Regions from separate parts of the Homo sapiens genome. Here region 1 is linked to region 2. A link is a loop called in an ENCODE intact Hi-C map of the cell type or tissue named here. Cell type or tissue: left ventricle myocardium inferior. All regions are shown on one strand. Each heading gives the region's core, and the rest is flanking DNA. Links, peaks and the distances in the headings are about the cores only. Region 1 overlaps YME1L1 (YME1 like 1 ATPase). Region 2 overlaps PDSS1 (decaprenyl diphosphate synthase subunit 1).

Region 1 (8,343 bases), core at 153-8,152, 380 kb before region 2:
GATAATGTATCTCATAATACAAAATAAAGTTGGAATGTTGGTAAACTGTTAGGTGGGGGGTTGTGGAAATTGATAGAATCAAGGTCACCAGCAGAGAGAATATGGCTGGGAGAGGAGGAATGAGTGGTTAATGGAGGAAGTAAATTGTGTAGCAATAGGAGAATGAATGGAAACAGGAAATAAAACTGTTGTGCTCACTTGAAATTTTGGATCATGAATTTATATTAAGTCAAAATGAGTGGTTTTTCTACTGATTTTTTTTTTTTATTTTATCTTTTCCAAATGTGAATTCTGCAACTTTAGTACCACACTGTGCTCTTCTCTGTGCTTTGCCATTATATCTGCTCTATTACATTTGATTTCTCAGAACTGTAGTGGCTGGGTAATTATCTTTCAGGAGTGTTTTAGAAGAAATTCTTCCGCAGGAGGGATTTGAAGTACGTGATCTGAGGACTCTTCCAACTCTGAAGAGATTGGTTATGTTATTATTTCTGCTTTTCTTCTTTACTTATTCGTGTCTCTGTTTATACATAACCATGTTTTTTCAGCCTTGACTATTGGGGAATAAGGCATTGGGAATCATTATGATAGTTTTACAACCAAGTAGTTCTTTCCTTTCCTTTCCAGTTTAAATGGCTATGAACCCTGTTGGAATTGTATAAAGGGAACAATTGAGGAAGAGGTTGGTGCAGTGATTATTTGAAAACTTCAGTCATCAGCGTGGAGGGCCCTTCTCATTGTGTTTGAGGTCTGCATGCCTTTTCTAAATTGAGCCTGTATTAAGGCTGAGGTCAGACACAGCATTGTTATTCTCTGTCTGTAATGTACTTACATACTTACTGAATATATCACACTTCTTTTGGAATGAGAGTTTTTTTTTTTTTTTTTTTTTTTTTTTTGAGACAGGGTCTTGCTCTCTTGCCCAGGCTGGAGTGCAGTGGCATGATCATGGCTCACTGCAGCTTTGACCTTCTGGGCTCAAGTGATACTCCTGCCTTAACCTCCCTTGTAGCTGAGACCACAGGCATGCACCACCACACTTGGCTAATTTTTTAATTTAATTTTATTATTCTTTCTAGACAGGGTCTGGCTCTATCACCCAGACTGAAGTGCAGTAGTGTGATCTTAGCTCACAACAACCTCCTCCTCCTGGGCTCCAGCCATCCTCCCGCCTCAGCCTCTCAGGTAGCTAGGACTACAGGCGTGTGCCCCTATGCCTGGCTAATTTTTGTAGTTTTTTTTTGTAGAGTCGGGATTTAGCTGCGTTGCCCAGGCTGGTCTTGATCTCCTGAGCTCAAGTGATCCACCCATCTTTGCCTCCCAAAGTGCTGGGATTATAGGCATCAGCCACCAAGCCCAGCTGATTTATCTTTCTTTTTCTTCTTCTTTTTTTTGGGGGGTGGGGGAGCGGTGTAGAGACAGAGTTTCACTTTGTTGTCCAGGCTGGTCTCAAACTCCTGAGCTCAGGCAGTCCTCCCATCTCAGCCTCACAAAGTGCTGGGGGTAACAGGCATGAGCCACCACGCCTGTCCTGGAATGTGGGGATTTCTGAGTACTAAACTAAAGCCATGCTGATAACTAAGCATAGTGAAAGTAGACATCACAATTAAGGTAGATCCTTACCAAGTTTTCCATGCTAAAATGAATCAATTTTATAATTGCTGTAAGACCTAAATTTATATAGAGCAAAGTAATTCAGTAGCATTTACCAGAACAGGTTTGCCATTAGGTAGTTCCTGTGACAAATGTTTACCAAATCTCAAAGAGCTTGTATAGGAATGTCATTTCCTTGCCTAGAATTTCTGAATATATGGGCACACTTATATATATAGCCTTAAAAATATTAATAAGGGCATTTAATAACTTGATTCATTACCTTGATCCCATTAACTATTTTCCTTGATAGATCTTATGTTCCTCAAGTGGGGATTCTCTTGCCACAGAATTTGGAGAGAGAATATAGTTTATTTGAGTATTAAATTATGTTTAATCTCTTCTTTATTCCTACAGCTTAAAATTGGAATTATATCTATTATTTTGACCAAATATATTTTAGTCTTCTTTTAGTACATGGATATTATCTTTCAAGTTCTCTTTTAATAAACCAGCCAAGTCTTTTTTTAACCATAAATTTCATTGAAGTTTAACAAATTCACACAACAGTGCACAAATCCATAAATTTTCACAAACTGTCTGTGTTATAAGTACCCAGCTCAAGAAATAGAACCTTAGCAGAAGCCCAGAACCTCCTTGATGCCTCCTTCTGGTTACTAACCTAGGGACAATTTCCTGTCTAATACCATACATGAATTTTCCCTATTTTTGAATTTTAGATAAATGTAATCCATATAGAATATCCTCTTTTGTATGAGGCTTCTTTTATTCAACATGTTTGTGAGATCCATCTATGTTACTTGGAGTTGAGGTTTATTTATCCTTTATTGCATAGTATCCCATTATAAGAATACTACAACACGGTGCAATTACACTACTTTAGGGTGGACATTTATTTCTAGTTTTTGGTTCAAATACAGCTGGTGTGACTATTTTTATACAAGTCTCTTGGTGAACATATGTACACGCTTCTCCTGGACCTAGGAATGGACAAAGCTTTGTTTTGTATTTTTTTAAATACTCTGAAAAGAAAATGCTATGTTTTTAACCATTAACTTGATTAAAACATTATTACATTTTTAATTATTTAATCAGAATAACTTTCAAAGATCATTTCAAGTCTAACAAAAAAACATAACTTTGTTCTTTAATAAGTGTAATATTTCCTGGAAATATGCCTGGGAATTTTTCTTGAAATAATAAGCGAATCTTGACATTAATTGGACATTTTCAGAATGCCCTTTGGCGTGAAGCTATGTTTCATGTTTTAGAATGCTCCTCTCTAGGTACTTTCTTTTTAACCCTGTCCAATGTACTTGACTTTTGTTTTCTCACTGAGAAAATGAAAGTTCAGAATGATTTTTTTGGGGATAGTAAGGAGACTTTGCATAATGGGAAATAATGGTCAGGGGAAAACCCTTTGTTTTATAAGGGGCCATTTTTGTATGCTTTTTTTACTGAAACAGAGAAGGTCAGGTTAATTCCATATCCAAATTAAATTTATGATTTTCAAAAGGGAAGCCTTGATAATCTAACCAAACGTGTCCATTATCTAAAGTTATTTGGAAAATTGTGTCACTTTAGGTGGAGGAAGCTAAACAAGAATTACAGGAAGTTGTTGAATTCTTGAAAAATCCACAAAAATTTACTATTCTTGGAGGTAAACTTCCAAAAGGTAAGATATCTTTTCTTTATCATGATTTGATGGAAAAAACAAAAACAAAGAAACAAACAAAAAAAACCTATATTACTTATTTAATTTTAACTGATTAAAGTTTAAGTCTTAATTGCTATTTTACAAAATAGATGTTCATTCTGAACATACAATTCCATAGCCTTTTTTTTTTGGTAACTGCAAGTTTTTATATACTTTCAAATTTAAAGTTACAAGAATAGTACATAGAATGCTCCTCATACCCTTTACCTAGACTCACAAATTTTTAATATTTAGTTTCCTTTTTAGACCCAGGCTTGAGTGCAGTGATGCAATCATGGCTCGCTGTAGCCACAACCTCCCGAGTTCAGGCGGCCCTCCCAAGTAGCTGAGACCACAGGTACACACCACCATGCCGGCTAATTTTTGTATTTTTTGTAGAGATGAGGTTACTCCATGTTGCCCAGGCTGCTCTTGAACTCCTGGGCTCAAGCGATCCACTCACTTTGGCCTCCTAAAGTACTAGGACTGCAGGCATGAGCCAGCGCACTCAACCTAACTCCATTTTAAAAATCATTCACTTTGTCTCTTTATGTATATATAAATATAAAAATTATTTGTAAATAAATAAATTTTTAACTATTTGAGAGTAAATTGTAAACAATCACCCCAAGTGTGTATTTCCTAAGAATAAGGATATTCTTCTATGTAACTCCAGAATAATATTAAAATTAGGACATTACTGGGTGTGGTGGCTCACGCCTTTAATCCCAGCAGTTTAGGAGGTGGAGGCGGGTGGATTACTTGAGATCAGGAGTTCGAGACCAGTCTGGTCTTGAACCAGGGGCCATTGGAGTTCCAACCAGCCTGGCCAACATGGTGAAACCCTGTCTCTACTAAAAAAAGAAATTAGCTGGGCTTGGTGGCAGGCGCCTGTAATCCCAGCTACTCAGGAGGCTGAGGCAGGAGAATCGTTTGAACCTAGGAGGCAGAGGTTGCAGTGAGCCGAGATTGTTCCCACTGCACTCCAGTCTGGGTGACAAAGCAAGATTCTGTCTCAAAAAAAAAAAAAAAATAGGACATTTAACATACATACAAAACCATTATCAAATTTAGAGTCTATATTCAAATTTCAGCATTTGCTCCAATAGTATCCTTTGTAGTGTTGCCCTGATCCCTACCCACTTCCCCAGTTCAGGACCTAATCCAGGATCACAGGTAACATTTAGGCTTTTATTGTTTTTTTTTTTTTTTTTTTCAAATGAAACAATGAAACAATTCCTTAGCCTTTTGTGAGGGAGTGGAGAGAAGAGGATCTTTCATGATTTTTACAGTTGCAAAGAGTACTTGCCTAATTATTTATAGAATGTTCTCAGTTTAGCTTTGTCTGATGTTTTCTCATGGTTAACATGACTTTTAATGACTTCACAGTATCCTTCTAATTTATGGTTGTATCACAATTTAACCATTTATATTGAATTTTTATATGGTTTCCAGTTTTTTTGCTATTAAGAATAGTGCTGTGTTTCATCTTAATTCAAGGCTTTGCCTGCATGCTTAATTATTTCTTTAGAATAAATTTCTAGAAATGGAATTGCTGAGTTAAAGGATGACACTCCTTTTTAATGCTTGTTTTTATGCTGCCAACTATCTCCACTGAAAATACAGCAGTGTATGAAATTATTTGCAGTAACCTTTGCTAATTTAGGGTACATTTATTAAATCAGTGCTTAATAATGATAACTTTAGCTAATATCACTGGCAAAAGCCTTATCAACATCATGTACTTCCTGATGCTCTAGAAAGGACCCAAGTGATGGCTTATGTGGTGTCCACGCAAAAAGGAATTAAAAAAGAGCACAATCTCAATACAATCATGAGAAAACACTGGAAAAGCCCATATCAGGAGACATTCCACATACCACCTTTACATTTATTTAAACATCACAGAGTGAATGTTTAAAACCATAGAAGTATTAATAGTTACACTCTTCCTCTTTCTAATCACAAGGAGTATTTTAAATTTGTAGAAAATTTGAGTAGTATAAATTTGTAGAAAAATCTTCAGATACCAAGATGTAATCCACAGAAATTAATATGATTTAAACCAGTTAAGTATAACTAAAACATGACAATACTAGGATAGTCTTAAAGCTATTTTTGAGCTTGAGCTTTCTTTAAAATTTTTTTTATGTTAAAATGCAGCAAACATGTATGTAAAGAAGTTTTGTTGCTTTTTAAATGTAATATGTATATTTATAAAAACATATAAATCAGGTAATTCTGTTTTTCTAACGTGAAAATCTTTGGTGTTATGAAAATTTGCAAACATGGAAAACCTTGAAAGAACAGTACAATTAACATCCATATCCTATCCACTTAGACTCAACAATTGTTAACATTCTGTCATATTTGCTTTCTGTGTTATGTGTGTATTTTTCCCCCTGAACATTTGAAAGAAAACTATAAACGTCAACTACTTGACATCTAAAGACTTTCTTGTACATCACCTAAGAATAAGGACAGTGTCCTAAATAAACATAATAACCTTATCCCACCAAAGGAAATTATGCCTATTTCCTTAATATCATGTACTCTCAGTCTTGTTTAAATGTTTTCACCAGATGTCTCTAGAATTTTTTGTTCTTTATGAAAAAGCATCAAATCAGGATTCACTAATTACATTTGGTTGTTTAGTCTTTTAATCTATTTTTACATGAATTTTATCTTATTTAGTGATAAATGGGTTTATATTTTTTTGCCTCAAGATTCTCCCTGTCATGTCTCTTGTTGATATGGAAACAATATTTATATAATACAGGAACATTAATTTTGGACAAGATTCTGAAGTGAACCATTAGCAGAGACAAGTACGGTTTGCTGTGTTTCAAAATATTGGTTATTGGTGTGACCTCAGCCTGAAAATTATATAAATGAATAATTATTTATTTTATAGGTTCATATCGAGGGATTTTTTAAAAATACTTTGAATCATTCTCGTTTTCATTTTCTTTTAGGAATTCTTTTAGTTGGACCCCCAGGGACTGGAAAGACACTTCTTGCCCGAGCTGTGGCGGGAGAAGCTGATGTTCCTTTTTATTATGCTTCTGGATCCGAATTTGATGAGATGTTTGTGGGTGTGGGAGCCAGCCGTATCAGAAATCTTTTTAGTACGTTTTGGTGTATCTTTGATGCAGTGCTAAATTTTGTTAAGGGAAGTGTGTATCTTACCCTTTCTTTGCTAATTACTTTTTTTCTTCCTTTTTTTAATTTCTATTTTTTGGGGCCTCCAGCTTTGCATGCTAATTAGTTTTGATTGATAGTTAAAATAGCCATTGTGGGACCTTGGTTTGGGTAACTTACTATATGAATTATCGGAAGAGCTAGTGGAAGTGCAAGATGAAGTTGGAGGCTACCAAAAATCTCTTAGTGTTTTTTCATTTTATTCATCAATTTTGTAGTATGGAATTAAGGAGTAATTAGCTTCAAACCTGATTGTATATATTTGTATAGCTGGAAAGAATGAATGAATGCCCAACTGTTTTGTTTTATATCATTTCTTTGGTATAGTTTTTTCCCCCCTGAAGATACTATTTTTAAGTCAGTAAAAAATGACGTCCTTTTCTTTCAGTGAATATTTTTTGTTGGCTTTTGACAGTTGTATAGGATTTTAATATTTATCTCGTTTTGTTCAAAAGTGTTGACTTTCTTTCAGCTTATTTGAATGTTTTTTGTTTTCTTAGGGGAAGCAAAGGCGAATGCTCCTTGTGTTATATTTATTGATGAATTAGATTCTGTTGGTGGGAAGAGAATTGAATCTCCAATGCATCCATATTCAAGGCAGACCATAAATCAACTTCTTGCTGAAATGGATGGGTAATTGAGTCTTCTTTTTTCTTAGAATATGGTGATGCCTCCCAGCATTTGATATACGTAGAATTGATCTTATGCAAATTATTTCCATAAGGCATTTCATATCTAGAGATATGAAAAATGTGATGTGTATAGGAAACAGAGTAGTCCCTCATGCAAGAACTCAAGACAAGCTTTTTCTCTCAGTATTGTATTGTTTTCATTACTAACTGGATATTTGAATATCAACTCATCTTATTTAATTTATGGTATTTATATCCTTTCTCATTTATTGTTACACTTATGACAGAAAAACAATGATTTATGCCGAGACTAGTAGTCTATTTGAAGAAATACAGTTGTTTCTACATAATTTATGACTAACTTTGAGTGTTGTGGCAGATTTAAAGCTTACATCAATGTTCATAATATAAGAAGCAAGAGGTGATGTTGCTTTGAAAGAAGTATCTTAAAACTCAATATAAGACATTTTGAAACCACATAGGAAGCCCAGGAGCAAATAATTTGAATTGGTATACTTGAAAGTAATTTTTCAAAAATTAACCAGGCACCTAAGCTTTTTATATCAGGTTATCTTTTCCTGCATAGACCAGATAATTGTGAAGGTATGTAGTCAGAGATGAATTGGTGGTTTATTATCAGTTTCTTTTCTTGGCTGTTATTTGATTAATGAAGCTGGGCATGGTGGCTCACGCCTGTAATGCCAGGACTTTTGGAAGCCAAGGTGGGAGGATTGCTTGAGGCCAGGAGTTCAAAACCAGCCTGGTCAAGATAGCAAGACCCTATCTCTACTAAAAATAAAAACAGTCACCGGGCACAGTAGCTCAAGCCTATAATCCTAGCACTTTGGGAGGCTGAGGCGGGTGTATTGCTTGAGGTCAGGAGTTCAAGACCAACCTGGCCAACATGGTGAAACCCCGTCTTTACTAAAAATATAAGAATTAGCTGGGTGTGGTGGCAGGCGCCTGTAATCCTGGCTACTCAGGAAGCTGAGACATGAGAATTGCTTGAACCTGGGAGATGGAGGTTGCAGTGAGCACCATTGAACTCCAACCTGGGTGACAGTGAGACTCCATCTCCAAAAAAAAAAAAAAATAGTGGCTTGTACCTAGAAATTGGGGAGAAAAGATTTAAAAATAAATAAAAAATAAATTAGTCAGATATGTTGGCATGCACCTGTCATTCCAGCTACTTGAGAGGTT
Region 2 (8,343 bases), core at 301-8,300:
AAAGTCCCAAATTCAAAATGCTCCAAAATCCAAAATGAGTTCCAACATGATGCCGCAAGTGGAAAATTCCACACCTGACCTCACGTGATGGGTCACAATCAAAATGCAGGCACATGACACAGTTTATTCAGTGTTCCCAAGGGAAAAATAAAATTACCTTCAGACTATGTGTATAAGGTGTATGTGAAACAAAAATGAGTTTTGTGTTTAGACTTGGGTCCCATCTCCAAGATGTCTCATTACGCATATGTAAAATTCCAAAATCTGAAAATCCCAAATCCAAAGCAGTTCTGATCCCAGGCATTTCAGATAAGGGTTACTCAACCTGTATCTTGAACTGAAAAAATTACAGACACCACAGAATTGCAAAGTTCTCTAAGTATTAATTAAAATCCTTTAAAGTAAGTAAATATTCTTTAAAAAAAAATCTGGGGACAGTCCCTTAAATTAGCATGGGTCCTTGAATGAGTAGGATGTGATTTACCTTCCAGTAACTGTGTTTTTTCAAATTAGATAGCTTGGATTGTTACCTGGTTTACTGAATGGCTATGCAGCTTTCTTTGCCTGATAATTATTTTGAAAAGCCGGTGCTTTGCATATGATAGGCACTTGGTATTTGAATGAATTGAAACATCTAATAAATTCTAAAATTCAGAGAGCTTTCTTAAAGTGATTGACAGAACCTATTGATGTATTCAGTCTAATCAGATTGTCATTTGGCTCTAAGATTAAGCCAATGATTTAAGTACATGGTTGGCCACTGACCTACTTATATTGATAGATACAAAAATTAAGAAATCTTCATAAAAATAGTTTTGCTGTGCTATATATTTAATTGTCTTTGTCTTAAAATTCAAGTAAATTTTGGATATAGTGCACTCATGTGATATTTCAACTGTTTTTTCCATAGTTGTTGCAATATATGATTATACAAAAGACAAGGATGATGAGCTGTCATTTATGGAGGGTGCAATCATTTATGTTATAAAGAAGAATGATGATGGCTGGTATGAAGGAGTCTGCAATCGAGTGACTGGTCTGTTCCCTGGGAACTATGTTGAATCAATCATGCACTATACTGATTAATTTTTTTTTTTCTTTTGAAGTAGATTCTTATTACTCAGTCATACTGTGGGACTATTATGGTTAACAGAACTGTCTTAATATGTTTTAAAATGTGCCCATATTTTCAGAACATGCTGTTTTATTGGTAAATTGAATGTCTACCTGTAAGCATAAATCTTTGAGGCAGTTTATGTATTGCTGAATAGCAATTTATACAAGAAGCTGTCCATAACTGATTATGCTTATGTACTTACTTACACATTTTTAACTTTATGACCAGCCTAAATATTCTGGGGGAAGTGGGGTATAATATTTAACGAATCATGATTCAGATTGTACCATTACATGTTTCAGTGCAGCATGGTTACTAACGCTATGTCAGACTAATATTAAAATCAGAAAATTTAAATGCTGGTGCTGGTCAGACTTTTTTTGTTAGATTCTCTCATTTAAAAAAAATACTGTTTGTTTAAAGCATGCATAAAAATTTATGTATTGAAATATACTTAAAAATTCAAGATGCTTCCCATTTGTGTAATATTTACCTGGAGGACTCGTACTTAGGTGTCTTAACGTGAATTGAGTCTCCAAGGTCTCCATGTGAAACAAGCAAAAAGAGAATTATCTGTAATGTTGTAATTTGTACCTAAGTTTTTTAATGAGTGAAATTTGCATTATAAACTTTTTCCATTCATAAATACATAAGTGAACCAAAGGTTTTTGTCCTTTCCTTCACTGATTTGCTTTAAAAAAAATAAAAGATAATGATTTATTGCAGAATTATGATTCTATTTTCTCAATATGTTAACTTGGAAAAAAATTTTAGCCTTATCTTAATCTGTCCCAACAGCAATGTGACGGATTTTTGCAGATTCAAAATCTGCAATGGTTATTTACAAGTCAATCTACTGAATTCCTTTTTTAAATAATCTTTTGAAACTAAGAAAATGTGTCAAATTGTGTGCATTCATTCTGTAGGTAAAATTCTTAAGGATTGCCATGTCAGTCCTTCAGTTGTACAGTGAACTGTTGTACACTGGTTCAATGAAAGGAAGTTAAAAGTACCTTTTACATATTGTAAAAGTGGATACAGTTGATTTGTGAGTAGGCACTCTTTAATCCATTACCTGGCACTAGCAACATTAGAATTTTAAAATAAAATAATTGGGAAAGAAGGTGGGTCATGTATTAATCAGTGAACAGAGATTTACCTAACCAACAGACTTGGATTGTCTTTTGACATAATCAAAATGCAACACATGCACTTTGTGTGTCTCCTCTTAATTGAAGGGAGGGCTGAGGGATGTTTTCTCTTCTTGTCTTGTGTATAATTCTCTATTGCTTAGGATATTAAAGTAGAGCACTCAAGTGTGGGTTTCTGTGTTATTGAGGATTTGTTTGGAATTCAAATTACAGTTATGTACTGGATGCTACAGACTTATAACAGCATAGTGAATGGTAAGACTAGTGCAAAACAGTTATTTCTGAAAATTAAAGACCATTATTGCTACCAAATCAATGTGACTATTTCATATGCATTTTGCCTTTGTTAATTTTAAACAAACAAAGTATCATTAGTGATCAGCTAGCTACCTTCTACTTTCCATTTTTCAAGTGGATTGTTCTCTTAATTTGTATATAACCTGTTGTCTAAATTTTATGTACAGTCTTTTATAATAAACCATTCTCCTATATGAAATTTTGGATACTGTTAAAATATAACTCATGTGGACTTCAATGCAGACTTCACATTTTTCTGACCTTTACTCCTACGGTAAATCAAGACAAACCATTTGAATTTTAACATTGGTTATTTATTTGTGTAATGGCCTTACATGTGGATATTAACAGTGTAAACAATACCACATATAACCATCAAGATACCTTGATTATAATTTATAGGACTAGAATGACAGATTCAGGTGGTTTATTAATTACATTTAAAAAGTTTTCTGAAAAAACTTTTGCAATAAAAAAAAATAAATTGCCCATCAATAAGTTTGATATCTTTTAAAATGATTTTTGGTTATCTGCACATGAAGCAAACAAAGTGTATTCCACAAAATTCTTTAGGCACAGTCTGGTAAGATAGCTGCCAGAAAGAACAGAAAGAGTTGTCATTTATCTCTTGTGAGTACAATTTCTGAAAGCTGAATGAGGGCATCTCTTTCTGGGGATGGTCGAAGTTTACTGATCTCTCTTATTGCTTCATGGCAGTACTGCTGGGCGAGGTAGGTTGTTTGTTGCACACCATCACTCTATAAGATACAGAACAAAACAGAACAGATGCCTGTCACTGACTGAATCAGCGTTTTAACTTCCTGCTATAATAAATGAACACATAGTTTTGAGATCAGATGAGCTGAGGATTACAGTTAACAGTCAAACTACATCTCTAATGTTCTTTTCCCGACTCATAGTGCTAACTTCCTTTAGGCCTTTTTCTCATATTGAAGCAAATTTTTATTCTATTAGCATGCAAAGCAACTAGCTCATCAATATTACATAGTCATTCGTTTTCCCCTAATTTTTACTTATTAGAATTTCTCAGAAGTTCTATGTACAAAGTATCTTTATACAACATTTTTAAATGTAAAAAAAACACAAGTAAAACTTACTTAAAAAATAAAGAATAAAGACATAACAAAATGAAAGTACAGAGGGTTTATGATGAAAATCAGCTTCCTTTCTTCCAAAGGCACTCACTTTATCCAATAGTTTTTTTTTTCTTTTTTCTTTTTTTTTGAGACAGGGTCTCACTCTGTCACCCAAGCTAGAGTGCATGACATGATCTTGGCTCACTGCAACCTTCACCTCCCGGGCTCAAGCGATTGTCCTGCCTCAGCCTCCCAAGTAGCTGGGACTACAGGCGCGTGCCACCATGCCCGGCTAATTTTTGTATTTTTAGTAGAGATGGGGTTTTGTCATGTTGGCCAGGCTGGTCTCGAACTCCTGGCCTCAAGTGATCTGCCTGCCTTGGCCTCCCAAAGTGCTGGGATTACAGGTGTGAGCCACCGTGCCCAGCCTAGTTTTTATTTCTTGATTACCAATTTTAGTTATTACCTGTTACCTTTTTGTTAAGATGAGGGTTTAGCCCACCCACAATGTGCCGCCTCATCATCACACTGCTGTCTTTAGTTGTTTTGTTGATTACTTCTGTTAGGTAGCATCAACTTCAGATTTTATCTTCTATGAGCTCTTGTCCTTTCCTTTAACTATACTGTTTGTTAGACTATAGATATTTACATCCTATTCTATAACCATGTTTTAAAATATTGGTTCTTTCTAAAAGCCAAATACTAATAAAGTATCATTTCTATGATGTAAAAATATTTATTGCAGAATCAAGTCATATACTATAATTCTATTTCCTTCTCCATGGCTCATGATCCCTCTGACATTTATTTATTTTTTTTAAATTTTTTTTGAGATGGAATCTTGCTCTGTCGCCCAGGCTGGAATGCAGTGGCGTGATCTTGGCTCACTGCAACCTCTGCCTCCCAGGCTCAAGGGATTCTCGTGCCTCAGCCTCCTAAGTAGCTAGGATTATAGGCGTGCACTACCACGCCTGGCTAATGTTTGTATTTTTAGTAGAGACGGGGTTTCACCATGTTGGCCAGGCTGGTCTCAAACTCCTGACCTCAAGTGATCCACCCACCTTGGCCTCCCAAAATGCTGCGATTACAGGTGTGAGCCACTGCGCCCGGACCCCTCTGACATTTAGAAATGGAATATTCCTAACATTGTGGTTGAAATACATCTGATTTTCTATACCAGTTGCTCAAAACATGACATATTTTAGTTTGCTGTTCCTTTTTGTACAGAAGCCTGCCTTCTCTCAGTGTTTTCCACACGTTTTCCTGAAGTACATCTGCAAATAACCTACCCAGAAAGTGTTCATGGGGACTGAGCGCGGTGGCTCACGCCTGTATTCCCAGCACTTTGGGAGGCCGAGGCGGGCGGATCACGACGTCAAGATCGAGACCATAATGGCCAACATGGTGAAACCCCGTCTCCACTAAAAATACAAAAATCAGCCGGGCGTGGTGGCGGGTGCCTGTAGTCCCAGCTACTCGGGAGGCTGAGGCAGGAGAATCACTTGAACCCGGGAGGCGGAGGTTGCAGTGAGCCAAGATTGTGCCACTGCAACTTGAGCCTGGCAACAGAGCAAGACTCAGTCTAAGAAAAATACAATAAAATAAAATAATAAAATAAAAATAAAATAAAATAGTGTTTATGGGAAGTCAACATTTTAGTCCTGATGTGTGGTGACTTTCTTTTGCCTTCGGATTTAATGGATCCTAGGTTTAAAATGTTTCATCCTCACTTGGAAGACCTTCCTCCACTGCCTTCTAGTATCCAGTATCTTTGCTATTCATTGAGCCAGTTTTGACACCATTTTCTAGCATAAGTGACCACTTTTTTGTTTATTTTCTTCCTGAAATACTTGTTACATGATGGTACTGGTCCTTGTAGCTCTTGTTATTTTTCACTATTTCCCCCTTTCTGTTTTACACTTGGGAGGATTTCCACAATTTCACATTGCAGCCCTTCTTTGGAGTTTGTTCTTCAGTCATTTTCAGTTTCTTAGAACTTGCTCTTACTCATTTAAAAAGTATGATCCTGTACTGTTTTGTGAATGTGGTATCTTTTTGGATCCTCCTATTTACGTTTTTCCTGTTTTTTTTTCCCCCTGTTATTTTGGTCCCACTCTTTTGTTCAGCAAGCTTTAGTCAACTTATTTGTAACCCTGAGTTGTCTATTCATATTTAATGAGGGAATAGGCCTAGAAGCTCTGTGGGTGAACAGGGAGCTAGAATTTTGGAGAATTTGTTCAGAGAACATTCCCGTGGATTTTTGTTTCCTCTAAATGTGTTTCTGGCTAGGATTGCTGGAACTTTGCTATTTTCCATAGGTGCTACTATTAACTTCCCTCTTTTCAGTTCCACTTCCCACTCTAGCTTTCAATAATACCATTATTTCTGAAGCCAGAACCTCTCCCAGGGAATATTGACTTCTTTATCAGCTCCAGCTCCCTGCCATAGTTTTTAATAGTACGTTTAAACCATTCTCCAAAAAAGGCAGTAACCCGTAGTGAATAATGGGGCTTAACAGTATAGTCAGTTAAGAGAGAAAAATAACCTTTTAGGGGTTGGGGTTGCTTTTTAAATTTTTTAAGAATCTGGAAGGTAATTATTTGGAAGTCTTTCAGGTACTACACTAAGTACAGATCTCATGCCACACTTGCTTTGTAATGATTTTTTGCTCACTCCGACTCATCCAGTAGATCTGTTGGCTGCAAATGACAGTGAACTTGGAAATGGCTCATTCTCACAGGAGTCAGTCACCAAAACTCAAGTCATGCAGAGAGATCTGGCTTCCACAGAAAAGTTCTGAAGATACGTGGCAATATATTTAAAGCAAGCCACTAGCCCCTGAATGGGGTTAAATGGTTCTCCCTTTAAAAGAAAAACATTTATATAAATGTATAGTTTGCCTGTGTTGGTTTATTGTTTTCAATGATCATTTCTTTAGTCACACTTTTATAACAGGTAGGATGGACTAGGAAAGCCCAATTATGAGTAGACTATTGCAGCAGTCCAGCAGCAGCCCGGATGGGGTCATGGATGGGGACATGGATGAGGCTGGAGCCGAGGCTGGGTGACTGGGGGCCCAGTGATTCTGTTGATGGACACAGGGAAGGCTGGTTCCACACCACTGGGTTTCAACACTAACAGTTCACCACAATCACTTAGGTACCTTTTAAAAGATATTAATGTCTGTGCCTTACCTAAGACCAGTTAAAACAAAACATTTCGTAAGTAGTCTAGAAGAGAAATGAAAATAAAAAATCAGAAAAATGAGTTTTCCCTTCTCAGTTTTTGTCACATCAAGAGTTGACCAAACAGTCTTGTATCTATAATTTAATGTTTAGTTAATGTTACATTTTTGGATTAAAGGATTTTGCCACGTTGTTCCTGCTGCTGCCTTTTTTTTAAAAAAACAGTCTTACCTGTAGTACATACTGTCGAGCTCTGTCTACATCTCCAGGCAAACTGAACCGTCGCATGATCATAGCATTCATTTCTGGGAACTAACAAAAAAAGAGAGAAAATCTGAGAAAATCTATTTATTTCTCTTGGGAGAAACAAGTGTTCTAACACTAGTTTGTAACAATAGGAAATAACAAGAAACAACAAAAATGAAACTAAGTGTCTAGATGATGTGGGGGAGCAGTAAACTGTGGCAACAAAAGCTGAGCTAAGAGACATCCACCGTCTATGCCTAGGCACTGTGGTGGTGTATGGGAGGAGAAGACATTAGTCCTTGTTTATTCTGATGTTTTATCCTAGTCCAACACTGAGTTAAGAGAGGCAGGAGGAATAAAGTACATCTTTAAAACAACATGGTTCTGGCCAGGCGTGGTGGCACACGCCTGTAATCCCAGCACTCTGGGAGGCCGAGGTGGGCGGATCACCTGAGGTCAGGAGTTTGAGACTAGCCTGGCCAACATGGTGAAACTCCGTTTCTACTAAAAATACAAAAAATTAGCCGGGCATGATGGTGCACGCCTGTAATCCCAGCTACTCGGGAGGCTGAGGCAAGAGAATTGCTTGAACCTGGGGAGGTGGAGGTTGCAGTGAGCCGAGATTGCGCCATTGCACTCTACCTTGGACAACGAGTGAAACTCCGTCTCAAATAAAAAATAAAAAACAACATGGTTGTTAAACTTTAAATCGTATCAGGATCACCTGTACTGCTTGTGGGGCCTCTCCCCCAGTTTCTGATTGAGTAGGGATGGAGCCTTGGCATGCATTTCTAACAGATGCCACCATCTAACAGGTGACACCAGTATCTCTGGTCTCTGCCAACATTTTGAGAGTCACTGGCCTAGGATGAGGATGGGAATTAGGCATTCTACTCTAAGTTCTAAATTGATTACCAACTGAAAGCTACTGAGGTTTCTGAGCAGAGGGCATTATGTGCAGAGCTCTGCCTTAAGCAGTGTGTAGAGTGGATCTGAGCAGCGGTGCATGACATTGACTGCATACTGGGATCAGCTGGGGAGTGTTTTTTGTTTTTTTGTTGTTTTTCCCCCCCTCCTGTGATGGAGTCTTGCTCCATCACACAGGCTGGAGTGGTGCAGTGGCACGACCTCGGCTCACCACAACCTCTGCCTCCCGGGTTCAAGCAATTCTCTGCCTCAGCCTCCTGAGTAGCTGGGACTACAGGTGTGCGCCACCACACCCGGCTAATTTTGTACTGTTAGTAGAGACA

The links. Hi-C counts contacts between places; a loop is a spot of excess contacts. Peaks named below come from ENCODE experiments on the same cell type or tissue, not always from the same donor. Only the 100,000 strongest peaks of a DNase experiment are listed, where the experiment ranks them.
Region 1: a loop joins it to region 2, with 4 times the contacts of the local background. A loop is called at or near these places in 3 of 110 quality-filtered maps.

What each region holds. Positions count from the first base shown.
Region 1 is chr10:27,121,642-27,129,984 of GRCh38, reverse strand. It overlaps YME1L1 (YME1 like 1 ATPase), which reads left to right. Exons shown (of 19, transcript NM_014263.4): 9 at 3,199-3,289; 10 at 6,286-6,438; 11 at 7,012-7,144. Among named protein-coding and RNA genes, the nearest start is that of ANKRD26, 25 kb to the right of the region's middle. In left ventricle myocardium inferior, for the core only: no CTCF peak of the experiment used is centred there; no DNase peak of the experiment used is centred there.
Region 2 is chr10:26,741,313-26,749,655 of GRCh38, reverse strand. PDSS1 (decaprenyl diphosphate synthase subunit 1) reads right to left here. Exons shown (of 12, transcript NM_014317.5): 11 at 7,079-7,159; 12 at 2,858-3,323. The coding sequence ends at 3,183. ABI1 (abl interactor 1) reads left to right here. Exons shown (of 11, transcript NM_001012750.3): 11 at 911-3,060. The coding sequence ends at 1,086. Among named protein-coding and RNA genes, the nearest start is that of PDSS1, 48 kb to the right of the region's middle. In left ventricle myocardium inferior, for the core only: no CTCF peak of the experiment used is centred there; no DNase peak of the experiment used is centred there.